4 separate regions of the Homo sapiens genome follow, and all the other regions are linked to region 1. The links are chromatin contacts, found by Hi-C or POLR2A ChIA-PET in ENCODE. All regions are on one chromosome and are shown on one strand. Each heading gives the region's core, a stretch centred on a gene start or an enhancer-like site at or near the end of the contact. The rest is flanking DNA. Distances are from core to core; before and after follow the strand shown.

Evidence for each region. A loop is a pair of places that touch in the nucleus more often than their neighbours do. ChIA-PET counts read pairs that join two places held with the same protein, here RNA polymerase II (POLR2A). Pooled maps may share reads with other maps.
Region 2: a map of ascending aorta shows a loop between it and region 1 (2.7-fold over the local background). The contact joins two enhancer-like sites. A Hi-C loop is called at or near these places in 9 of 168 maps with a recorded cell type or tissue (IMR-90, aorta, ascending aorta and 5 more), 1 of 37 single-sample maps with no recorded cell type and 9 of 50 pooled maps. POLR2A ChIA-PET finds 5 or more read pairs at or near these places in 1 of 52 experiments (AG04450).
Region 3: a map of sigmoid colon shows a loop between it and region 1 (4-fold over the local background). The contact joins two enhancer-like sites. A Hi-C loop is called at or near these places in 18 of 168 maps with a recorded cell type or tissue (IMR-90, MCF 10A, Right ventricle myocardium inferior and 13 more) and 18 of 50 pooled maps. POLR2A ChIA-PET finds 5 or more read pairs at or near these places in 1 of 52 experiments (MCF 10A).
Region 4: a map of heart right ventricle shows a loop between it and region 1 (2.6-fold over the local background). The contact joins two enhancer-like sites. A Hi-C loop is called at or near these places in 8 of 168 maps with a recorded cell type or tissue (PC-3, Right ventricle myocardium inferior, cardiac septum and 4 more), 1 of 37 single-sample maps with no recorded cell type and 10 of 50 pooled maps. POLR2A ChIA-PET finds 5 or more read pairs at or near these places in 2 of 52 experiments (WTC11 and activated CD4-positive, alpha-beta T cell).

What each region holds. Positions count from the first base shown.
Region 1 is chr2:109,316,561-109,320,214 of GRCh38, forward strand. All of the region lies in intron 1 of SH3RF3 (SH3 domain containing ring finger 3), which reads left to right. It also overlaps a transcript of RANBP2 not described here. Among named protein-coding and RNA genes, the nearest start is that of MIR4266, 4.8 kb to the left of the region's middle. RefSeq lists enhancers at 309-1,298, 1,299-2,287. Within about 2 kb of position 1,936, at least 23 of the 41 ENCODE cell types and tissues checked have a DNase peak (open chromatin) inside an H3K27ac peak, as active enhancers do; they include IMR-90, ascending aorta, gastrocnemius medialis and 6 more, where a contact is called at or near this core.
Region 2 is chr2:109,434,777-109,438,430 of GRCh38, forward strand. It overlaps SH3RF3 (SH3 domain containing ring finger 3), which reads left to right. Exons shown (of 10, transcript NM_001099289.3): 7 at 2,117-2,370. It also overlaps a transcript of RANBP2 not described here. Among named protein-coding and RNA genes, the nearest start is that of MIR4266, 120 kb to the left of the region's middle. Within about 2 kb of position 1,680, at least 9 of the 41 ENCODE cell types and tissues checked have a DNase peak (open chromatin) inside an H3K27ac peak, as active enhancers do; they include ascending aorta, gastrocnemius medialis, heart right ventricle and 1 more, where a contact is called at or near this core.
Region 3 is chr2:109,240,471-109,244,124 of GRCh38, forward strand. The region is part of intron 1 of SH3RF3 (SH3 domain containing ring finger 3); the gene reads left to right. It also overlaps a transcript of RANBP2 not described here. Among named protein-coding and RNA genes, the nearest start is that of MIR4266, 71 kb to the right of the region's middle. Within about 2 kb of position 1,966, at least 21 of the 41 ENCODE cell types and tissues checked have a DNase peak (open chromatin) inside an H3K27ac peak, as active enhancers do; they include IMR-90, gastrocnemius medialis, heart left ventricle and 4 more, where a contact is called at or near this core.
Region 4 is chr2:109,381,412-109,385,065 of GRCh38, forward strand. All of the region lies in intron 3 of SH3RF3 (SH3 domain containing ring finger 3), which reads left to right. It also overlaps a transcript of RANBP2 not described here. Among named protein-coding and RNA genes, the nearest start is that of MIR4266, 70 kb to the left of the region's middle. Within about 2 kb of position 1,742, at least 8 of the 41 ENCODE cell types and tissues checked have a DNase peak (open chromatin) inside an H3K27ac peak, as active enhancers do; they include heart left ventricle, heart right ventricle and psoas muscle, where a contact is called at or near this core.

The DNA of each region.
Region 1 (3,654 bases), core at 686-3,185:
AGCAGTTTTAGGTTCACAGCAAGATTGAGCAGAAGGTACAGAGAATTCCCATAGACCTCCTGCCCCGCCCCCATGTGCAGCCTTTCCATCAGCATCAGCCACCAGAGTGGTGTCACATTAGGGTTTACTCTTGGTGTTGGACATTCCACGGGTTTGGACAAATCTATAATGCGATGTATCCACCATTAGAGTTTCACACTCAGTACTTTCCCTGCCCTTAAAAATCCATGTGCTCTATCTGGTTATCCCTCCCTGGCCTCACCCTCTGGCTGCCGTGGGTCTTTGTACTGTCGCTGTAGTTCTGCGTTCTCCAGAACATCATACAGTTGGAAGTATACAGTGCGTAGCCTTTTCAGACTGGCTTCTCTCTCTTAGTAATTCATGTTTGAGGTTCCTCCATGTCTTTTCATGGCTTCATAGTTGATTTCTTTTTATCACTGAATAACACTCCATTGTCTGGGTGGACCCCAGTTTGTTTATCCACTCACCTCCTGAGGCTATCTTGGTGGCTTCCGCATTCTGGCAGTTATGAATAAAGCTGCTCTAAACTTTCATGAGTGGGTTTCTCATGAAATGTTTTCATGAGATGTAAGTTTCATGAAATGTTTTGTGGATGTAAGTTTTCATGGTGTTGGGGTTTTCGGGACCCCAGCTTACCTCCCACCCGGATGGAATCTCCTAGTGTAGCATTTCCTGCTTGTGCACAGATAGCGTCAAGTCTTGCCCATGGTGACAGGGCGACAGCAATGCCTGTCCCTGAGGGGGCGTCTGTGGGCAGGTGGGCAGGTGCCGCCCCAGCCCCAGGGGGTGGAGGAGAGTCCAGAGGTCTGGGGCTCTTTTTCCCTGTTAGCGCTCAGAAGGGACACTGTCTACTCCATGCTGGGGAGGCCCAGCCCCCCACCCTGCTCTTCCCCTGGGTCTGGGAGGCATAGCTCTGGCAGCAGCCCCGTTCACAGCAGGGACTTGGTTCTAGGTCTCGTTCTGCCGGGCCTGCCTCATCTCTTTCCCTGCTCCTTCTGAGGTACAGAACAGTCAAAGTCCACCTTGGTTTCTGTGACTTGCTGGGCCTGGAAAAAGAGAACTGGCTGAGTTTAAATGACTTCAGGTACATAAATATTAGTTGCTGCAGTTTCTCCACCACGGAATCACAGTGAGGTCAGTGTGGAGTGCGAGGGTGCCTCCCTGTGAACAGGCTTCTGCTCGTGAGTGCCTTTGTAGTGTCCTGGTGCTAACTGGGGATGTATCCTAGGACTTTAAGAACTAGCGCATCCGTCTTGGGTCAGGTTTCTCAGGAAGGCACATAACTGGAGTCCCAGCCAAGAGGAAAGATGTATGTGGCCAGCAGCAGCTCGCTGGCTGCACCGCTGAGGGGACTCGCACAACTCTGCCGCTTGTCCTGATGGATTCTGTGGCAAAGGCCAAGGATGGCCTGCATCTGAACGGAAGGCCAGGCATTAAAAAGCAAAGGGCAGGGAGGATCATCGTGATCCTTTCTCTCCTCTGTTTTTCTAAGCCATGAGCACGCTGAATTTCAGTACGCAAAAAAAAAAAGCCCCCTTTAAGCAGAAAAACCATTCTAGGGACATTGAGAGACTAGAAATCCTTGCCTAATTTCAGATTAAGCAAAACATAAGCATTTGGCAAATGCCGAGATTGTAAAGTTGTGCAAGCAGAAGAATCACTTTGAAATTTGAGCGCAGCCCCAGATGTTCGGGAGCATTTCCATGCGACTGCTCCTCCTAGCGTGACTGGCTGGTGCCTCCCGGCCCCCAGCCCGGTCCCCAGTGCTTGTCCTCTGCCCACTCGCTGCACAGACCTGGGGTGAGGAAGAAATGCCGCCGAGCGCCAGAAGATTAGGAGGGAATTGTGTGAGGCCTCCTCTCAAAGCCAGGGTGGCTCTCGGCATACGCGTTTATCTGAGTGACTGAATCATAGCACAATCATTTTGGCGACCGTGGGATAAACGCTGTGAGAGAACTGTGGTTTGTCCTTGCGGGTGTGTTGGTTCAAAGTCATGTGAGTAGAGCCAGCTCCTGAGGGGATCGTCTCATGCTCACACTGGGGGCAGCATTTGTCTCTTGTCAGCTGTGAGATCAGAGTCCTAGGGAAGCCAGAATGGTCTCTCAGATCATGCCCTGGCCAGAATCCGGGGCTGCCCTGGCCAGCCGCCAGATACTGACCCTTCTGGTCTCATCCAATCTAAAGACAAAGCATGAAAGCCCAGCCCTGACGAGCTCTGGCCTGAGGCCACCCATCCACTCAGAGGCAGACATTGGCTTGGAGAAGAAAGAGGGATGAACTTCTGGAACCAAAGCCAGCTGGAATTCCTTGCCTCTGGTAGGTGAGCCAAGTGAATTCAATATGTAATGAAACTGTACTTCATAACTTCCCTGAGAACATTTGTATTTCAAGTGTCTGTCCCAGAACAGATCAAAGCCCTCTGCTAACTGGGATTACAGATGGGAAAGGAGTGGCTCTCCATCGATCCTGGTGTTTGTATCCTGCCTGGAACAGCTCACTTTAGGGACAGCAGCTGCTTGTAGGTGTCTGCAGAAGAGGCACTCCCATCTCTGCCTAGATGGGGGCATGGCTTAGTAACTCTCCAGTACCCTGTTCTTGGCTGTCGCCCTGTATATGCCAGATAGTGACAGTGGCATCGTTTTGCAGGACCAAGTGTTAAGCTTGCTGCATTTTTTGGAGTTGAGAAAGAGTTGGTTCCTGGCATCGTGATATGAACTCTACATTTATTTCCCCTCTTCCTAAGCCAGTGCAGGTTAGTTGACTGCAAAGAGACAATGTCCTGAGCTGTGTCTGCCTGTGGGCTCAGTGGGGTCCCGGGGATCACCCAGGCATCCTTTTCAGCCTGCTGGGCTGAAAGCTTGGATTTACAAGTGATTCGTTTTCTTACTCTTGCACTTCTGCTGGGGTAGTGACGGTGGTCAAGAGAAACACATGTTAGTACAGATGTGTATTCTGAGTGAGAGGGGGCTCACAGGGCTGAAAACAAGCCCAGTGGGGCTCGTTCCAGAACAGAAAGCCCCACACTCCCCCATCTTCTCTTATCATCCCTGTTGTTTTTAAACATTCCCCTTATCATCTCCTCCTCTCTTTTTAAAGTGTGCGATCTTGAAGAGTGCCGTGCCGGAGCCAAATGGTGTGGGCAGGTGCAGCCTGCCTGCCCCCAGCCTGTCCAGGCCGTGTGTGGCTGTTTCCCTTCACTGCCCAGTCCAATCTGGAGCTTTTTCCAGCCAAACAAAGGCACCTCTGTCCCCTTAGAGGAAAGAGAGCCAGTAGGAGTATCAGCCCATTTGCCCTGCATTTGGGACCTAGAAATCCCCCGGTGGTTACATCTGGGGTCCCTCCTTGCAGGGGCAAGGTGAACGAGCTGCTGTGAGAAGTAAGAGAAGTCAGAGTGGGTGATGGAGAGTGGGGGGTGCTATTCTGGAGGTTCCCAGCTGGAGCTGTTTCCATTCTAGGTCTTCACGGAGCTACTTCCTCGAAGCTGGGGGTGGCCTCTTATGGTCCCTTCCTTAGGCCTGGAACCAAGTCCTACTAGTGCTCCTGTAAAGCCTGTAGAAGCAACACAACTCTTCTCTCACCCCAGTTCTCATGGCCGTCACAGCCCTCGGCTTGCCTCTGCTCGGCTCATTGACT
Region 2 (3,654 bases), core at 430-2,929, 120 kb after region 1:
AATAGCCATCTCCAGCCTTGTTTACCTGGCTCCTTGCATACCATGTTCATATACGAGGTGCTCAATAAATGCAGATCGAATCAATAAAAGAAATCTAGTTGTTCTGATCAAAATGTCTCCTCAAGAACTGTCTTCTCCTGCTGCCAGGGAGTTTGTTATGGGAAGATCCTCCAGCTCCTGACACTGGAGCACTTAGAGTGGCCCGGTCCCCTCCCTCTACCTCTGCTGTGCACCTCATGGTTGCTCACTCTCCTCAAGCCCTCTTGGTCTGTGTTTTCCAAAGAATGGCAGAGCCAGGAATAAACATTAAGGAAAAGCCACTCCAAATCTAGCCCCGGTAACTGCAGTGTCAGGAGGTCATTGAGTGTCCTCTCCGGTTCCTTAGAGAAGGAACTGCGCCCGGGTCGGCTGCCCCCAGGTCAGTATGTTGAAGGCCATGGGTCCCTCAGTCCAATCCATAGCTCAGCACAAAACAGGAAATCTGGCCTCGGTCTTTATCCCCAGAAGTGGAAGACACCTGTCCCCCTCCAAAGCTGTGCCCCCAGGACTTATACTTTCTTGATCCCTACTGGGTTCAGGACAATTGCCAAAGCCACACAGCAGAAGGCTTATCTGGCAGTGATTGGAGGGTAGGCGAAGGCCTACTCCTTCCTGCATAGACCTGGATCCACCACCTGTGTTTGCCCCCATCGTGCTAGGAGGCCCTGAAGTGCTGGTGGGCTCTCGGGGCTGGGAGTATAGTGCTCAGAGCTGAGCATTGTGAGTCCATTTAAAAACCTGGTGTGGGAGCAGGTATGTGGCTCTTCCCGTGAGGGCACGCACTAAGGAAGTAGGACTAGCCAAGGGTATCTCTGCCATCCTGCCATGAGGGCAGAGGGAAAGGGTTTTCTGCTGTCATGAGAGGCAGATGTGTGTCTGTATCTGTTGTGTTCAGACTTGTCAATATCACCTTGCAAATTAGTGACTCATCATTTGTGAGCCCACTTTATTTAGTTTTTAAAAATGATTTCCTCGGGGAAAAGTGAGCTCAACAGATGATAGAAAATGGGATTTTTAAATTCATGGTTTTGGCTGACCTGCTAACAAGCTTGATTGCTGGGTGAAGTTCAGCACAGCTCTGAGGGCTGGGGAAGGAGGACACCACCCAGGGTCCCCTAGCAGGTGAGTCCTTTTCCAAGAGGCCCCTCTCCTCTCAGCTGCTGTGCAGAAACCCTCACTCTGTGTTGCCGGGAGCTTCCCTGCTAGAGGTCGTGCCCAGTGATACCAGCCACAGGGAGATGGCTGGACCAGGCACAGGAGACGGGGCAGGCAGCCTGTTCTCCCACCTGTGGCTTCTTGGTGTGTCTTGAAATAAGATCCTGAAGGGACAGAAACAGGAATTTACCCAGCTCTTGGACAAATGGAAGACATTTAATTCCCCTGAAACTGAATCCACAGAAGCTTCCAAACCCCTAACTCTGCCATATTTCACATCGCTGCCTCCAGGACATGGATTAATTGCAAATACACAGAGGGAAAGCGTGAAAAGCCCCATTTCCAGAGTGTTCCTCTTGTGTGAGCTGATGTCATCTGGAAACTTCGGAGTGAAAGGGCATCTATTTCTGGTATGGAACTGCAAGCTCCCAGACATTCTCAGAAGGATGTCGTGCTGTGTGTGCCCTTTCCCAGCAGCCAGCAGATGCGAGGTGGCAGTCGTGCCCAGAGGGGGCCCGCGTCCTTGCCATCCTTTCCCCAATGTGCTGGATGTGTCAAGGCCTCGCGGGACATGACTGAGTCATCTGTTCTTTCTGGATGTATCTGGAGACACACAGCTGTTTGTAAGAACAAATTAAGGCAGTAGCTGTGGTATAAAAGATTTCGTTCAGCTCATTCCTCTGTTTCTCAGGGCGGCTTTGCTATCTCTTAAATATTTCACACTGACAGTTTGCACCCCATGAAGGTTTTGTAAACAGGGCCCTTCTGCCCAGTGACGGGCATTGTTTTAGGACCTCGTCCCCAGATCAGTTGGCCTTCATCTCTTAAAGCCAGCAGGTCAGAGCGAGGCTCTGCCAGAGGCCCACATGGCACGAATGCCTCTGAGCCTCTCATCAGAATTCCTTCTGCTTTCTCTCCACAGGGTGCCTGCAGGAGGGGCAGGGCCGCCCCGGAATAATGTAGTCGGAGGGTCTCCACTGGCCAAAGGGATAACCACAACCATGCACCCAGGCAGTGGGAGTCTGAGCAGCCTGGCCACTGCCACCAGGCCCGCCCTGCCCATCACCACTCCCCAGGCCCACGCCCAGCACCCCACAGCCTCGCCCCCAACAGGCAGCTGTCTACGGCACTCAGCCCAGCCAACGGCCAGCCAAGCCCGGAGCACCATTTCAACAGGTACCTTCACAGGGGCCTCACCCTGCAGGGCATCAACAAGGGGGCTTCCTGGGACATGCTTGTGAGACACATCTTGGCCCAAGGCTCCAGCAGTGCATGTGTGGCTGGTGGCAGCTTCATGGCAGCTGGAGAAACTTAAGGAAAACCGGTTTGGCCCCAGAATGTTGTGAGATGAAAAGAAATTATGGGGTGGGCCTTAAAGGCATAAAGAAGGTAAGCACATCTTGTCATGCTCGTGAACGTCTGATCTCCAGGAAGTTCACTTGCCTTATCATGTTACCCATCCTGGCAGCTGAAGTAAATTTACAAATATTTACACATTTCATTGTGGCAAGAGGGCCTCATAGACTAATAAGATTAACACCGGCACTTTCAAATGCCTCCCCCATGAATGATTGTGGGCCGGCCACGTGGGTCTTCCATCTGCCGGGCCCTGCAGGGCTTCCCAGCTAGGCGGCATCTCACAGGACAGGGCTGGGGTGAGACTCGGGCCCAGGCTCTTCCCTTTCTGAAGTGCTCTGAGGCAGGAGGAATGACAGCTGTTGATCCTTCGCCTTCATGGCAGCTGGAGAAACTTAAGGAAAACCGGTTTGGCCCCAGGATGTTGTGAGATGAAAAGAAATTATGGGGTGGGCCTTAAAGGCATAAAGAAGGTAAGCACATCTTGGTTGGTGGCTTAGTGTTGAGCTAATAAGAACTGCTGATGCTGGATTCGCAGGATGATCTGGGAGCCCATGCCACGGCGTCTTCCACCACGGTGGAGCCAGTGATGCTGACATGATGCCAAGTACCCCAGGACAAGAGGGGATAACACAGAATCTCTCTTCCCACCCCAACCCTGTCCTCTCAGAAATCATCTGTTTTTCTCAAAGTGAGGCTTAAAGGGCAAAAATAATGTAAATTCATGGAAGCAATAAAATATACTATTTCTTAGACTAACGAACACGATGACCCATTAGAAGTGTCCAGAAAGCAGCTTCTCAAGTGTGGAAAGAGGAGACAACACTTAGGTCAGCAGAGGCCATATTTCCTTCCTTATCTTAGCTGATGGGACAAGGGGTGGGAGGTAAGTGTCTGTCATCCACTTGCCCACCCAAGTGGGTGCAGGGTAGACTTCAGGTATCCAGTGCCCAGCATCGTCACTGGGTGCAGGTGGACTTTGAGTGCCTGGTGTCTGGCACCATCAGCAGGTATAGGGTGAACTTTGGGTGCCCAATGTCTGGCACCATCAGTGGGTGCAGGTGGACTTCAGGTGCCCAGTGTTCAGCCTTGTGCTGGTGGTGT
Region 3 (3,654 bases), core at 716-3,215, 76 kb before region 1:
AACAAAAAAACAAACAAACAAAATACAAACAACAAAAACTAAAACCAGAGTCAGGGTTGGGCTTGATGGTCCCTATCAGTAGCAGAGTCCCCTGGTGTGGCACTTTGACTTGTGGATAAATAGGTTTTTCATTGCTGCAGTTTCAAACCTTCAGCTTCTCTAATATCCCCTGCCACTGACGGATTATTTCACACGAACCAGAGAGGCCATTAGGTGAGAATGCCTTCATCTTCCCTCCCTCCCACCTCTGAGCACCCTTCTGTTTCCTTCTGAGCTTCTTCCTATTTCCTCCTGTCGTCCTTCTCCTCTCTAGACCCTGAGGGGTTTCTCTTCTCTTCTAAGGTTACTTCTTCCTACTGGACTCCTGACACCCCCACCCCCACCCCTGCCCTTGGGAACTTGATTCCATCTCTCTCTCTCTGTCTCTCTGTCTTGCTCCCCGCTTCTTTTCTCATGTTCCATCTTCTTTCTCCCTCACCTCCTTATAATCCACATCCAAACAAGTCCACATCTCCCCAAAAACTCCATGCCTCCCTTTTGGCCAAAAAGAACTCTATAGAGCATCAGAAGAATAATTACTAAAAATATATGTTTAAAATAAGTGGCCTTAGTAGTAAGCTCTGAGAATGAGAAGCTTCATTGTCTAGTAAGTTAATACAAATTAGTCGACAGTCAATGATGACAAGAAGAGAGCGAAATAAGTTTGTACTTACATACCTCAAAACAAAAACTCTCTGAAAAAGCAGTTTGTTTGTCTCTTGACCTAACAATTCCAGCCTAAGAATATAACAACAACAACAGAAAAGACAAATTCATTTGTAGTAATGGCCATTATAAAAGATGGACGGATATTGGAGCATTTGAAGTGGAAAAAAAGTATACAAAATTCATCTTGCTGTGGGACCCTCTCCCCTTTTCTAGGGCCATATGGGTATAGATGCATTGGGGGAAAAAATGGCTGGAAGAAATACTTTAGGAATGTCCTTTTTTTTTCTTTATATCTTTTGAAATTTCCTACATAAGCTCGTATTACATTTTGTTGGCAGAAAATCAGATTTATAACCATCCGTCCTCCCTCCCACACAACCTTCTTCCCTCCCACTTGGCCTCAGGCATTGAGGTTTGGCTTGGTTCGGTCAGCTCTGCTGGGAGGGCCCCTGGGACTCTCTGTCTCCCCGCCTCGCCATGGTGAGGGTTCGGCAGTTCTCTCCCCCAGTCCCTGCAGTCCCTCTTCTCTGGCTTCTGTATCTGCCAGTTTTCTGTTCCCACCCTGCGTGTTTCCCTAGTGTCTTGAATAATTTTTTTTTTTTTTTGAGATGGAGTCTTGCTCTGTCCCCCAGGCTAGAGTGCAGTGGTGCGATCTCGGCTCACTGCAAGCTCCGCCTCCCGGGTTCACGCCATTCTCCTGCCTCAGCCTCCCGAGTAGCTGGGACTACAGGGGCCCACCACCTCTGCTTGGACCTGAGACACGATGTTCCCCAGAGTGCTGCTTTCATGGTGGTTTTCTTGGCCTGACACCTGTGAGTGATCAGACTGGGAAAGAGGATTCCCTTTCCCAGTCCTTCGTCCTGCAAGTGGCTGGCTCTGGTGTAGACGGGGGTGTCATAGGTAGCCTGCCACACAGGGTGGCTCCTCTGTTCGCCTCCTGTTTTCCCTGGTCATGGTGGGCTCCCTGAGGAATCACTTCCCCTCTTGTCTGTGTTGGTGTCCTAGCTTAGGTGGCCCCTTTTCCTGCTGTTCTCAACTTTGGTAGCACCTTGGCACCATCTGGGGAGCTTTGTAGTCCTGAGGCATGGGTTCCCCCTAGCAGTTTTAATGTCACCAATTGGGTGGAAGCCAGGCCTGGGAGTCTAGAAGCTCCCAGCTGAGTCTGCTGGCTGCTACACTGAGGACCTTGTCTCCTGTCTGTGTCGTGCCTCGTTGCAGATGGTCACACCCATAGAGCAGCCCGTGCCTAGAGTCCTGGGCCTTGGGGCTCAGAATGGGGCCAGGCCTTCCTGCTGAGCCGCCCCAGTGACACAGGCACTGATTGGCCACTGGAGAAGCGGGAGTGAATGGCAACAAGGCCAAGTGGGAAGCCTGTGTCTGCACTGACCACCGTGCCCCAGGCCGGCCTAGCCCAAAGAGACCTCCTGCTTTGACTTTTCCTTACTGGGCTGTGCCTACCTTGTGAAAACTCCAGTAAAATTAATCCAATGGCTGCTTGGCCAGACAGTCAGGACACATTTCGTGAGCCCTGGTCTGGGCTCAGAGGTTTGGAGTCCACAGCTGGGCCTTGATCTTCTTTCCCCAGTGACGTCCTCAGGCTGGGGTGTGGCAAGTTTGGAGAGGATGGGGACCCTCACTCTGTGGCCCAAATAGAGCAATAGGGCCTTTTTCTTCTGCTTCAGATTATCTATTCTCACAAAGGGAACAGGCATCCAAAAACCTCACAGAACAGCATTAGGAAATCAGGAATTGCAGCCAAAGGACTCTTGTCCTCTGTGTGAGGCTGAGTCGGACTTCCGTGACTCATGGTTCTGTTATTCTGAGTGTTTGAGACTATTAAGGAAATTGAATTTAGAGTGTCGTGATTTGTGAGAACAATGAAATCGGCTGTTCATATTCCTGTAGCGTCAGCAGCAGATGAGATGGGAGGTGTTGTCTTTCAGGCAGACAATTGGGAGCAGGCTATTGCCTTGTGCAGGTGTCTTGTAAGGGCTGAGGAAAGCTTCTTGAGGTCTGAGCAGTAGCTGAGAGGTCTGCAGATCCCCTGCCTCAGTAGAGGGACCCATCAGCAACTGCCAGTCCTGGGCCAGAGCCGGCGTCAGCCGTACACCGCATGGATCCTGAGACTCCCGTGTGCTTTTGCAGCCCTGAGATTCCATGTGCTTAGTCTCCTTCTGTTCACCCCTTACCAGATATTCCCGGGGCACATGCTGGAGTGCCTGTCCTTTCTTCTTGCATCAAGTGTGTGGTGGCAAATGAGGAAGGGATTTTCGTATTCTCCTCGTGTGCATTCCAGCCAGGGAGGCCAATGAACAGGAAATGCTCATGAAAAAAGTCAGATGGGGCAGGTGACATACAGGTAATTAACACCATGGGAACCTATAATGGAGAATGACAGAGAATGACTTTTATATTTGGTGGCTGGGGAACATTTTTAAAGAGATGGTGTCTAAACTGAGAGCTGAAGATATGAGTGGTGAGAAGGGGCCAGGGAGGCAAAGGTCGGGGACAATCGCCTGGTACAGGGAGACTAAGGAGAGATTGAGCATGGTGTTTTCAGAGAACCTCGGGGTGGCCCGAGTGGTTTTGCAATCCAGGAAAGGAGTTTGGGACATGTTCTCTGTGCGTTGGGAAGCCATTGAAAGGCTGTAATCAGGACAATACGTGATCTGGTTTGCTTTAGAAAGATCTTGAGTGAGTAAATAGATGAGTGAGTAGTGAGTGAGAGAGGCTTAGACACCAGAAGAGCTCATGCCACCGACATGCAGCCATGGGCACTTGGTGGTTCTGTTTGCCCTGCCCAGCTCATGTGCTCATAGGTGAAGTTTTTGCCATCAGCAGTGATCATTAAACAGTGAGATGGGTAATTGTAGCGAGGGTATTTTCTCTGTTGGTCCTAGATTGCCTAGAATCCTGATAGAAAGAATAGTTTTCCTTGAACTTACA
Region 4 (3,654 bases), core at 492-2,991, 65 kb after region 1:
CCTGCTGGTCTCAGCACGCACACCCACCCAATCCTACGGAGACAGAGTTCTCACACCTACCCTCCGCAGGGCATCTTGGGCCATCCACGTCCACCTGCCCTCCCTTCAGCGTGGCCATCACGGTGCCCTGACTCAGCTTCCAGTCCCCCGGGCTTCCATGTTCTTGTCTTCCCTTTCACTTCTACCTTTCCTGCTTGAGTAAGTTAGGCTGTGGCTCGCAAACTTCAGTGAGCATTTGAGTGTTGTCAGAAGGCCCCCAGGATGGCTAAATAGTAGAAAGGACAGCTTTACTGGTGACATCAGTTTGCAAGCCAGGAATAGATAGTCTCTGACATGGAACGAAGGTGCTCTCGCTTCGCAGAAGGGGAAGGGCAGTTGGATTTTATGGCTCGCAGGGTCTGTGTTACATAGTAGAATCAGACATGTTTAGCAGGTTTGGGGGAAAGCTGTGCATGTTTATAAGGGGAGCTGAGTGCATGTGCAATGGGCAAACATGTACGTAACACACATCTCATGTCACTTTAGGGTGGGGTTTCAGCATTAAAATGAGGTGGAATTTGGCTCTTTCCATCAACAGGTGAACTATAGGACACAAAGACAGCCTGTGCACAGCCTCCATAAGTTGCTGAAACTGGCTTGAGGTCTGCAGTTGCTTATGAGAAAGGGGTGTTTGTAAGGGCTGTCCTCTGTCCCATCAGAGTTGCAGTGGTCTGGGTTATAAATCAGAGGGGTCTGATAGCACCTATTGTTAGGGAGTTTAGCAAGAGTGTGGCTTTCTTTGTAGCCCAGGAATTTAGGAAGTTACCATGCCAGCACATAGGTAACTTTGTTTCCTTAACCATAGGGTCTGTCTTAGTTGCTGAAGGGACATCTGTTTTGGTCTCAGATAACACAAGTCATTGGGAAAGCTGCAGGCCCAGCCCAGGGGAGAGTCTGCTGCAGTGGGGCTGACTCAGCCTGGGGCTGAGGCTGCCTGCACCAGGCCCACCTGCGCCCAGCCCACTGGCCACCCACCTCCCTCAGCAGCCCACCTCCTGACCCCCGACGTGGTTGGCCTTTCCTCAGTCCTCATCTGCATGAACTCTCCACACTTAGCACATGCCCTTCCGTCTTGCAGCTGTGTCCCCAGGCCTCAGCAATCTTAAAACAGCCCCTCTGTCACCCCACACAGAGCACCCCAGTCGTCTCCAGGACCTTCCTTTGGAACACCGAGCCCTGTCACATCTTCAAATCCTTCTGGTGCATTCTAACATCCGTCTGCCACTGAATCTTCAGAACAGCCTTAGGGGAAGAGGAAGGCTCCATTCTCCTGGCGAGAGATGCAGCCAAGCCCCATCCAGGGCCCGCAGCTGATGAGCAGTTCCATGCCAGAATTTGAAGTTAGCACCCCCAATGTTCTCTGCTTTCAGGATTCCTAGTGCAGAGACATTTGGCTGTTGGATTATGAACCCTGCCCCAATCTGACCTGCAGCTTCTCCTCCCACCATCTCATTCTATGGATTAATGTGTGGACCACGCTCTTCCAGGCCCATGCTCACTTCTTTCCTGAGTGTTCCAATCACAACACTCAGGACTTGAGAGTGTGTCTGAACCTGGAGATCGGCCTTAGGAAGTACCATCCACATTTAAAGAAGTTTGGAGGAAACCGGTGTCAGATTCCATGCAGCCCTGAGGGCGGGCCCTGGCTCCGAGGCACTTGTCCCCAGGCAGACCTTGTGAGTGCTTGCAGCTTTTCAGGCATGGAAGTGAAAGCATACTTAGCTGTGGAGAGATTTGGCACTGGGTGCCTGTAGGATGACAGCAGCACTTCTTGGCTGAGGTCCAGGGCTATGTTTGGTACAGAAGAAACCATGTCTGATTTTTCAGCTGGAACCAAGCACACCCATGTGGAGTCACTGGGGGGTCATGGGGGACCCCAAACATCTTTATTCCAGAGCAGCCCATCTTTGCAGGGAGATCTATCCTACAGGTCTCGGTTGCTGTTGCTGCCTCACCCTTAGTTCTAAGACTTGGCAATGGATTATGACCAAGGTTGACACTCTGGGCCAGTTGGAATCATTCTTCTCTTGTCTTCATGCTTCTCCTCCATGGTACCTTCTGTTAATACTTTCTGTTTCCAATGGATAGGGTGCAGGCTTCTGCGGGCTGAGGCACGTTTAAGATTCGGGTCCGGGAAATGCCCAAACCGTGTGTGTGCCCTGTGGGGTACTTTCTGTAACCACCTGAATTCCACCTGTGATGCAGAATGAGAAACAGCACTGATTCCAGCTTCATTTCGTTGCTGCTCAACCCCCGCAGAGGAGCTCAGAGCTACTCTCTGTTGCTTTTATAAACGCCTCCCAAATCCTTGAAAGTGAGAGCAATTAAGAGTCTTAGTTTGAAGCTCTTGGGACATCAGCCGCATTTTCCAGACGTCCTGTTTTCAGTGATCAGTCCGTCCTTATACCCTTTAAGTAATTTCTCATCCCTCAGCCCCTTCCACCCTACCACCCCGCTGAGTCTCCAGTGTCTGTTAGGTAGAAGGTTCTGATGACAGTCTAGAGGCTTCCTGGCTGCCACAAACAGTTCCTTCAGGGCTGGCCCCTCACAAATGAAGGCAGCCCATCCTTTCCATCTCTGCTTCCATCAGAGGACCACTTGCTCCTCCCACCCTTAGGTTTCTGTTGGTGGCTTAGCCTTTGGTGGAGAGAGCACATCCCACTGCTGGGCAGGGCAGTGCCCTCCCCACAGTTCCTTCCAGGCCGCCTGGGGTCCCACGTTCATCCAGTCCTTAAGCGCCGGCTGCGGGCCAGGCCCCGGGGATGCAGCCTGAATGAAGCAGAGGAGAACCCTGGAGACCACATCTGCCAGGGAGGACACAACAGCGAAGAAAAGCAAGTCTGGAGGGGATTCTACTCTCCGTGGAGAAAGTAACACCAGGAGAGGAGGAAGGACCTGGGAGGAGGGAACTGCAGTTTTCCTGTCAGCGCTCGGGACTTGGCAGGGAAAGCGGCCTTCGGGGAGGGGCAGGGAGGGAGCAGGTCCAGGGGTGGCCTGAGCTGGCCGAGGGACTCTAAGCCAGGGTGACCAAGCAGGCAGGTGGGAGGAGAGGGGTTGGGGTCAGAGGGGCAGTGGGAAAAGGGCTTCAGGGGTTCCCGCAGGTCACTCTGAGGACATTGGCATCTGCTCTGCATTTGGGTCTGGGGTCTCTCTTCCAGGCCCCTTCTCTGCCGAGTGCCCGCGACCTTGTGCCTGTGTCCATAGACTCCTCCTGACCACGTCCTTGTCATTCCTAAGCCCACCCCCGCTTTGCTGAGGTGAACTTTGATAGTGTAAAATGCATGTGGAGGGAGCCTTCTAGACTAAAAGTTTCGAGCTCTGGTCATAGGGAACCCACAGGGTCTTGGGCCCCTGGGGATGTGGGCAGAAGGCCTCAGGGTAACTCCAACCCGATGGTTCCCATGTGGCTTCTGAGGGTCCCACTTCCCCCACAGTTCATTCTCACACAGCCATGGAACCAGGAACCATTTACTTCACTATTGCTTAAAGCCACCAGTGGGGCCCATTGCTCTTAGAATAAATCTAGACTCCTCACTGCAGTCTACCCTGTGGGTCCACCCAGCCTCACACCCTCCCTGCATGCCTGGCCCTGATCGTTGTCCCGGCATGCTGGCC